Linked DNA regions of Homo sapiens: region 1 is linked to region 2. A link is a loop called in an ENCODE intact Hi-C map of the cell type or tissue named here. Cell type or tissue: mammary epithelial cell. All regions are shown on one strand. Links, peaks and the distances in the headings refer to the core of each region. The heading gives the core; the rest is flanking DNA. Region 1 has its middle 270 kb from the start of RAG2. Region 2 overlaps LOC107984326 (a long non-coding RNA gene).

Evidence for each region. Peaks named below come from ENCODE experiments on the same cell type or tissue, not always from the same donor. Only the 100,000 strongest peaks of a DNase experiment are listed, where the experiment ranks them.
Region 1: a loop joins it to region 2, with 12 times the contacts of the local background. A loop is called at or near these places in 1 of 110 quality-filtered maps.

What each region holds. Positions count from the first base shown.
Region 1 is chr11:36,865,812-36,870,210 of GRCh38, reverse strand. No RefSeq gene overlaps it. Among named protein-coding and RNA genes, the nearest start is that of RAG2, 270 kb to the right of the region's middle. In mammary epithelial cell, for the core only: no CTCF peak of the experiment used is centred there; no DNase peak of the experiment used is centred there.
Region 2 is chr11:36,773,058-36,777,456 of GRCh38, reverse strand. The region is part of intron 3 of LOC107984326 (a long non-coding RNA gene); the gene reads right to left. Among named protein-coding and RNA genes, the nearest start is that of RAG2, 180 kb to the right of the region's middle. In mammary epithelial cell, for the core only: no CTCF peak of the experiment used is centred there; DNase peaks (open chromatin) are centred at 2,086 and 2,696; H3K27ac peaks cover 1,001 bases.

The DNA.
Region 1 (4,399 bases), core at 168-4,167, 93 kb before region 2:
ATGGGATCCAACCAGAGTATGTCAATCAAATTGCAAATGACTTTTAATGAGTCCTACATAGTCAAGCAGATTTTCTTCAGTACCTTTTTGTGGTGGTGGTGGTTGGGGGACAGGGTAAGGGGACTCAAAGGAGAGAACTAAGAATGACATAATTTCTGTACTTCACTTAACCTTTGTCCTACCCCGTGGGTAGGAGAGCTCCTACCCCTTGGGGCACATTTGACAGTGTCTCTGAACTCTCCTATTACCCAGTTTGGCTCCACAGACCACCAAGACAGTGCTTAGCCACACTCTGTCATTCTTCCAATCATCAAATATAAACCTGAGTACCTCCTATGCACTTGGCATTGTGGTAAGTAAGGTGTGAGTAATCATAATTAGAGCAAAATAAAATAAATATAAAATAGGAATGTACGCAATATGCCTTGGCAAGGAAGGAGATAGCTTCATGGAGAAGGTCTCTTTGCTGAGACTTAATTCAATAGAAAGACCCATTAGAATAGTGCTTTTGAGGGCCCTTGCTTTGAATGCAAACAAACCTGGTGTATTAGTTGTGGCTCTACAGAGAAACAGAACTAATGAGATAAATAGATATGTAATTTATTATAAGGAATTGGCTCACATGATTATGAAGCCTGAGAAGTCCCATTATCAGAAGACCCAGGAAGCCAGTGGTATAGTTCTGAGAACCAGAGAGCTTATGATGTAAGTTCCAGTTAAAGAAGGCTGATGTTCCAGCTCAAGTAGTCAGGCAGAGAGAGTAAATTCCCCCTTCCTCCAAATTTTGCTCTATTCAGGCCCTCAATGGATTGGATCATGCCCACCTACACTGGGGAGGACCATTTGCTTTCCTCAGCCCACTGTTTCAAATGCTGATCTCACCTGAAAACACTCTCACAGACATACCAAGAAATAATATTTAATCTGGGCACCTCATGTCCCATCAAGTTGACATGTAAAATTAACCATCATACCTGGCACTAAAGTACTTACAACCAGGACACAGTATCAGTGTAACAGATAACTTATTTGAAGGAGGCAACTGAGATGCCTTTGAACAACAGAGAATGCATATATTTTAAGTAGATCTTTTTTTTTTTTTTTTGAGACTGAGTTTCACTCCTGTCTCACAGGTTGGAGTATAATGATGCAATCTTGGTCACTGCATACTCCGCCTCCCAGGTTCAAGCAATTCTCCTGCCTCAGCCTCCCAAGTAGCTGGGATTACAGGTGCCCTCCACCACGCCCAGTTCATTTTTGTATTTTTAGTAGAGATGGGGTTTCACCATGTTGGCCAGGCTGGTCTTGAACTCCTGACATCAAGTGATCCACCCATCTTGGCCTCCCAAAGTGCTGGGATTACAGGCGTGAGCCACCATGCCCAGCCTAAGCAGGTCTTTTAATGTTTCCCTGGCTCTAGTCTTGCTCCTTTGCAATCTAGCAGAAGTTGCAATCTTTCCAAAGGACAGATCCAATGTCACTGCTAAAATTCCTCCTCCACTTGCCTGAACCCATCAAAAGCCCACGTGCAGCTTCCAAAGCTCTCTGCTAGTACTAGCCAAGTGTGCTGATCAACCTGCAGCTCACCTCCAGCTTCATCACCCTCCACACCTACATTCCAGCCACCTGAGTTTCCCCAGAATGATACGATCATTCCTGCCATTGCACAAAGTATTCTTACCGCCTGGATGCTCTCTTGCATGCCTCACGTTTTTCCACATGTTGAAAGCTGAGTCTAAATTCAAGACTCAGGTTAAATGTGGCCTCCTTGGGGAACCTTTCCCAGGCCCGAGGCAGAGGTAACACTCTATGTTCTATCTTACAAGCACTCTGGGTTCTTCATTCCATTATAACTCTCAGGATGCTGGCTCCCCTGTGAGGACAGTAATGTGTTTTCATTTCTGAATGCCCAGTCCCTAACACAAGAGTCCAAGCTTTTTTCTGCAAAAAGCCAAATAGTAAATATTTTAGGCTTTGCAGGTCACACGTGGGCTTCGTAACAACTACTTACCTCTGCCACTGTGGCGTAAAAGCAGCTATATACAATAGTAAGGGAATAGGCTTGGCTATGTTCCAATAAAACATTATTTAGTTTGCCAACAACTGTGCCCTAACAGAACCTTGGGCACACAGCAGATGTAGGTGAATGACTAGCAAAGCAGGACTCCTCTGCCCTTTATTTTGAAGGGAGGGTAGAATCCAGCTCTGTTGATGGATGGCATTTCACCTTTCCTCTCTACTAACTGAAATGTGAAGCCTGAAGTTTGCAAGAAGGGATGAAAATGTGCATAAGAGCAGAAAGGGTCTCTGAGAGGTCGTATCAAGATTAATCTCTTCCCTCTAAGGTTCAAAGGTATCCAAACATCAAAATATGTGGGGGAAGACCTAGGGTGCCCCAATTGAGGCCTATTAGCAGAAATTATCTAACAAGTCTCTTGAGATAAAATCACAATAAATCTGTGCCAAGACATTGTTTTTGGATTTGCCAAAAAGCTAACCTCAGACCATTGCCAAACCATATATTTGAACAACATATGTACTTATAACTCTCAGGCAATGTGTTGAGCTAATTGAAAAGTCTGGCTAGAGAAACTGTTCTCCTGAGTCAAGGCTCTCATTAGGCACCTGTCCCTGAGTATTACTCAGGACAGATTTTTCTTCCAATCCTTTTCACATTCTGCCACACGTCAGTCTTCCCTCAAACCCTGTGGAGTGGCCCTCGCGGTAGTCTGCCTTTCTATGAAGCACTAGGCAGCAGTTGCATGCACAGTAGAGAACAGGCCTGTGGTCAGAAAGACTGAACTTGGACTGACAATCTGGATTAAGTTAGCATCCTGAGGTTCTTGTATTTATTATGAGAAGAGAATTCTCAGAGGAAAAACTGCATTTCCTGCTACTATAAGCAGATAGGATAATGAATATTGCATATTGATGCATCCCTGTCAAATGACGTTTATCTGCCCTAAAAAACTAATAATGCAGTCCAGGCACAGTGGCTCACACCTGTAATTTCAGCACTTTGGGAGGCTGAGGCAGGTGGATCACCTGAGCTCAGGAGTTAGAGACCAGCCTGATCTACGTGATGAAACCCCATCTCTACTAAAAATACAAAAATAAGCTGGGCATGGTGGTGGGTGCTTGTAATCCCAGCTACTTGAGAGACTGAGGCAGGAGAATTGCTTGAACCTGGGAGGCAGAGGTTGCAGTGAGCCAAGGATTGTGCCATTGCACTCCAGCCTGGGTGACAGAGCAAGACTCCATTTAAAAAAAAAAAAAAAGAAAGAAAAAAAAACACCTAATAATGCAGCCCCTCCCATTACAAAGTTATGAATGATGGAACACATGAACAGTACAAGAAACATGTCTGAAACAGAATTCCAAATCTTTGGCTTCAAAATGTTCTAAATTAAACATCCCTGAGTACTTCCTCTGGCCTGACTTCCTACATATGCCCTGTATAATTTTTTGCACCATGATGTGAAATACACAGCAAGCTGGTTACATGAGACTTGACATGGCTAATACCCTTTTTAAATTGTTTTGCCCTTGATGAGTACAAGTTCCTACTCCATAGGCCCCTGCAATCCAAATATCACCACAGTCATACTTTTGGCATAGCATTCAATAGCTTTCCCAAAAACTGTCAAGATCAAAGAAGTGACAGTGTTACATTTCATCACAGTGCATCTCTCAAGTATAACCCAATTGTTTTTCTCAGTGGCCACTAAATCTGTCCGTCAGTCTCCACAGGCTTCTCTGAGTTACCCTACACCATCACTGCCCCAGCCTCCAACACCAGGAAATAACTTCACTAAGCTCTTTCAAAGAAAATTATATAAATATTAAAAAGGCTGACAGGCTGATCAGAATAGGCATTTGTTATTATGAGATTTGTAAATCAATTTATGAACTGTGTGACATATAGGTAGAGGAATCAAGAGGCAATAACCATTTTATGGGGGAAGATCATAAACCTGTCAACTGTTCTATCCCTATGTGCATAAGAGACTGCTCTGGTGCCAAAAATTGATGCTGTCACAGACCTCATACAACAAAGCTAATGCGTTTCTAATTTTACTATTAGTGCTGTCTTTGTAATAGCCCCTCTCCAAAAAAGGATTTCATTCCTTCTGACATTTCCAATATGGTTGTTGTTTACACAGCTGAGTAGAAGTAACTTCCTCTCAGCAAGCCAGCAAAGATTTGTGCCTCAATTTTGACACTCATTTTGCATCCCAGAGTTCCTGAAATCAGCATTCCCAGGGCCCTCAGCATGTGCCTTTAATCACTGGTCTCTGGATCCCTCTCAGATGCTATTTGGTGTTTAAACACTCTTCTATTTTTCCAGAAAGTCCTATGAAATGCCATTCTGTGACACAGCAGAAGAGCTCCTGAGATC
Region 2 (4,399 bases), core at 247-4,246:
CACTATCCTCTTGGGTACTATCAGATTTGGGTTTGAATCATCCTCACTAATCTGCTCAGTCAAACTGCAGTGTGAGTCCTGGCAAATCCTTAGCACAGACATCGTTGGGGCAAATCCTCAGGTTGCACTGCTGTCTCTGCTATTTTTGATGGATGAAATGACCACTTTCCAGGGAATGAGACATCTGGGATGAACACCAGCTGCCCTGGAGTGTTTGCAGGTGATCCAGGAGGAATATTTGCCCATCTCCAAAACCACAGAGTGAGGGTCTGGTGGAAATGCATGCTTAGCCTCCAGCCACATCTGTGGGAGGAAAGCACAAAGTGTGTCTCAAAAATGACAATGAGGCTGCCTGGGTCAGCAAACCCATCAGTGAGATGCTGTCCAGCGATCAGGTATTCTGGTATTTGATACCCTTGTTTCTCCTTGTGATCAAAGAAAGGTAACTAGGCTGTGTTTAGATGCCCGCGCCCCACCCCACCCCCCCACCCCACTGCCATGCTTAAGCTGTCTGGCTAAATGGCCAATGCCCACCCCACAAACAAGGGACATTACAGAACAATGGAGCGTCTGCCTAGGAAAAATCTGCATCAGGACTCCTTTGTGATGTAGCTGTTTTACTCTAGTTCATTTTCCCTGTGCTGTATGCTTCTCATCCAGGGCTCAGCCACCTGGCAAATACCAGTTAAGCTTCATGGAATTCTGTCCTACAAGAGTACACAGAAGCTCTCAAATACATTTGAGACACTGCAGAAAAGGAATTTTCGCAGTATTCAGAAGAAATAATGGCAGGGGTTTTCTCCAAGTTCTTACCTTGTGTTCCAGGACATCATCTAGGAGGACAAGATGGATTTTCCTAGAATCCCAAAACAACGTAACACAATATGCTAGGAAAACCAGGATTCCACTCCTGGCTCCAATATTGACTAGCTGAGCAACCTTAGCTAAATGTTTTAACTCTCTAAGCCCTTACAAAATAAGGATAGTAACATTTACCTTGCCTACTTCCTAATCCAACAGCCTGCTGTAAAGATGAAATGAAAAATTCTATGGACAAATTCCATGGACAAGAGGTTTTTTTTTTTCTTAACTTTGAAACACAAAGTAAATATTAGTGAATATTAGTAGACTGCATGTCTTGTTATGCTACACCAAATTAGAATAACTCAAAAAAATATAAAATGTGAGAACCAAGTCAGAAAAAACCATCCCCCAGACCTCATGGCTCTGAAAGTAGTTGCTATCAATACCCAATGAAATAAATACTCACAGGATCGTTGACATTTATTGTTGAAAGGGAGCTGGGGAAGTCTTTAGTTGAAACAGTATAACATAGATGTGGAGAGTGTGGATTTTGTAGTAAGACTACGTAAGTTTGAATCTGGCTCTGCTACTAACTGCCTTGAGCAAATTACCTAATCTTACTTAAATCTCCACTCTTTGCCTTTAAAATTGCAATGATGATTGCACATACCTCATGGGGTTATTTTGGAGATGGACCAAGGTAATGAGTATAAAGTACTTAAATGCTGTCGTTAGTGCTTTTAAAATGCTCAATAAATGATAGATATCATTGTTTCATGGGGCTAATTGTTTTATGATGTGCAGAGAAAAGAAGTGGTTTATACAAAAAGAAAAAAAACTGAACTCAGATCTAATTCTTTCTTTAGGAGTCCATGTAGAATTTCATGTTTTCCATATGATTTAGAAAACATAGAATAACATTGGCTGAGTTTCTAGATATCCCCACTTATCATTGGGAGTGTTCATAACTTCTGTGCCCCAGTTCAAGTCCAGTGCTGAAAAAAATTAAAATTCAGTAAAATTTTTAAAAAGAAAAAACAGACTAAGGCAGATTGATGAGAGGGGGGCAGCTCACAGTAGCATTATGGACCTTCCCTGGCATCAAAGAGGTCATTTTCTGATGCCAATTTTATACCAGTTTTAAACAGAATTGAAATGCCATGAGATACCTTATCTTGAATTTGATCTGTTGCAAAGGTGTCTCCATAGATTAATTACTGGGTTTTCTTATGCGTGTCTTGGCATTGTCCCTGTCAGTTCAGCTACAGTGGTTACAGAAACATTCCTATGAGGCTATGTCATATCTCCAAAGACATCAGGTTCCTTCCCACCCCTGGCATCATGAATCTTATTCCACTCAGGAATAAGTGTCTCTGCTCTGCTTCATCCCAGATATAATCTAACAGAGACTCTTCCCTTTGGCCAGAATTGTTTGGGAAGTAAGCAGGGAAAAGGGCCTGTGTTCTGATGAGGCCAGAGCTAAGCCAGAAAGCTGAAGGAGAAAAAATCCTGTATCTGATTCCTGTAGCCAACATGGTTTTCCCTCTCTTCTCCATCTGCCAAAAAACACTTTTCTTCACTGAACAGAAGAAACATTCTCTCTTTCTATTATTCTCCAACAGCCCTGTAAGTCCAGAGCCAGCATCCTCTCACTGGATTTTAAGGCATCAATACACTGGGAATCCAGTGGGTCTGACTTTAATACTGGCCAAGAGCTGGGCTTTATTACCACAATACTGTGTCACCTATGATGTGTCTTTTGGCATGAGTTCCTGAAGAAGGGCACACTCATGTTAAAATCTGTACTCCTCCCAACAGGGATATTCCTCTCTGATGAGCCATAGCACTTAGTTTCTGCATCACGTGTTGGGCAACATTATTTCCTAATCCATCCATTCTATTGCTCTGTCACCCTGTTATTTCACTCTTCTGTAATTTGTCTTCTGCTTATCTCACTTCATCAACTAGATTTCACATTCCTTGAAAGCAAATCATGTAATGCTGTTGTCTTTTTATCTGTATTAAAGGTTTTGGTGGTGATGTTTAGCCAGAGCGCCTGGCATTTCTTCCTCTCCTGTATCAGTCACACAAATACAAAAGAAAAATAAAACAAGGCCAGGTGTGGTGGCTCATGCCTGTAATCTCAGTGCTTTGGGAGACCAAGGCAGGAGGATTGCTTAAAGCCAGGAGTTCAAGATCAGCAATGAATGATTAGCTCAAGAAAGTTGGGGAATTATGTTAATCACATAATACCCACTCCACAGGAAGAAAGAAGTAATACTTCTTCCTTCCTGGTTGAGAAAAAGAAACTTTTATAAAACTGTTTTCTCTTCTCCAGTTTTCTTCCAACTCTAACCTTTCCCATCACCAAGACAACCTTTATAACAAAAGGGATAAAAAGAGAGGCTTCCTATGTTTGTACCACTGAAGAGCTTTGTCTCAGCATGGAGGTATTCCATTGCTTACAACATCCCAAAATAGTCCTTAGCTAGAATCCTCAGCAACCAATCGGCTTTGAAAGAGTCACATTGCCTAAGTTATATATAGATAGATAGATACAGATATTGATATATATAGATTCTATATATATACATATAGAGAGAGAAAGAAAGATGCAGAAAATGGCAAAGCGATTGTAAAACAATTAATTGGTATATCAGAAGAAAAGAAAAGAAAGATACTATGCAAAAAATATGGCCCCTCACACCCATTCTCTCTTGAAAGCAATGATGTTGGATCCCTCCCTGAGAGTTCTACTTGAACAGGAAATTTTCACACAGTTAATATTAGACCTCTAGGGCATCCAGTCTATTCATGCACTTCAACGTTTCAAACCATGCCTCTCCTCTGATCCTTTGAAAGTAGCTGCCTGGAGTGCTGTACTGGGGATTCTCATAAAAAGATCAGGTTCACTATGACAGCGCTGTGATAGATTAGCAATGTCTGCTATGGACAAAGTAGAGGACAGTATCCGCATGGATGCCAGGGGTTTGTTAGCCCTAAAATACACGTTCCAAACTGGAAATATCAATAAAGTAGCATGGAAAACCTGAGGAGGGGCATTAAAAAATATTTTCAAAGGTAACTGTATTTTTAGCTAGGCCTGAAAGAGGGACAAAATTTCAGTGTGTGGATTAGAGGGGCAACCTGACAGCTGAAATTGAATAGCATAAATAAAAGCACAGAGGCAGAGAAATTGGGGCTTTTGCAACTTTAAGAAATAAATCATGGACTATTGTGGGTGGTGGGTTCAAGAGATGATGGTGACCCAGGGTCCAGTCCAATGATGTCCGGTAGAAATACAATGTGATCCACATGAATAATTTTTTTATTATTTTGAGACAGTGTCTTGCTTTGTCACCCAGGCTGGAGTGTGGTGGCACAATCTCTGCTCACTACAACCTCTGCCTCCCAGGCTCAAGCGATCCTCCCACCTCAGTATTTTTTGTAGAGACAGGGTTTTGCCATGTACTTCAGACTGGTCTTGAACTCCTAGGCTCAAGCAATCCACCCACCTCAGCCTCCCAAAGTGCTGGGATTACAGATATGAGCCACCGAGCCAGCCAACATGTACAATTTTAAATTTTCCAGTTGC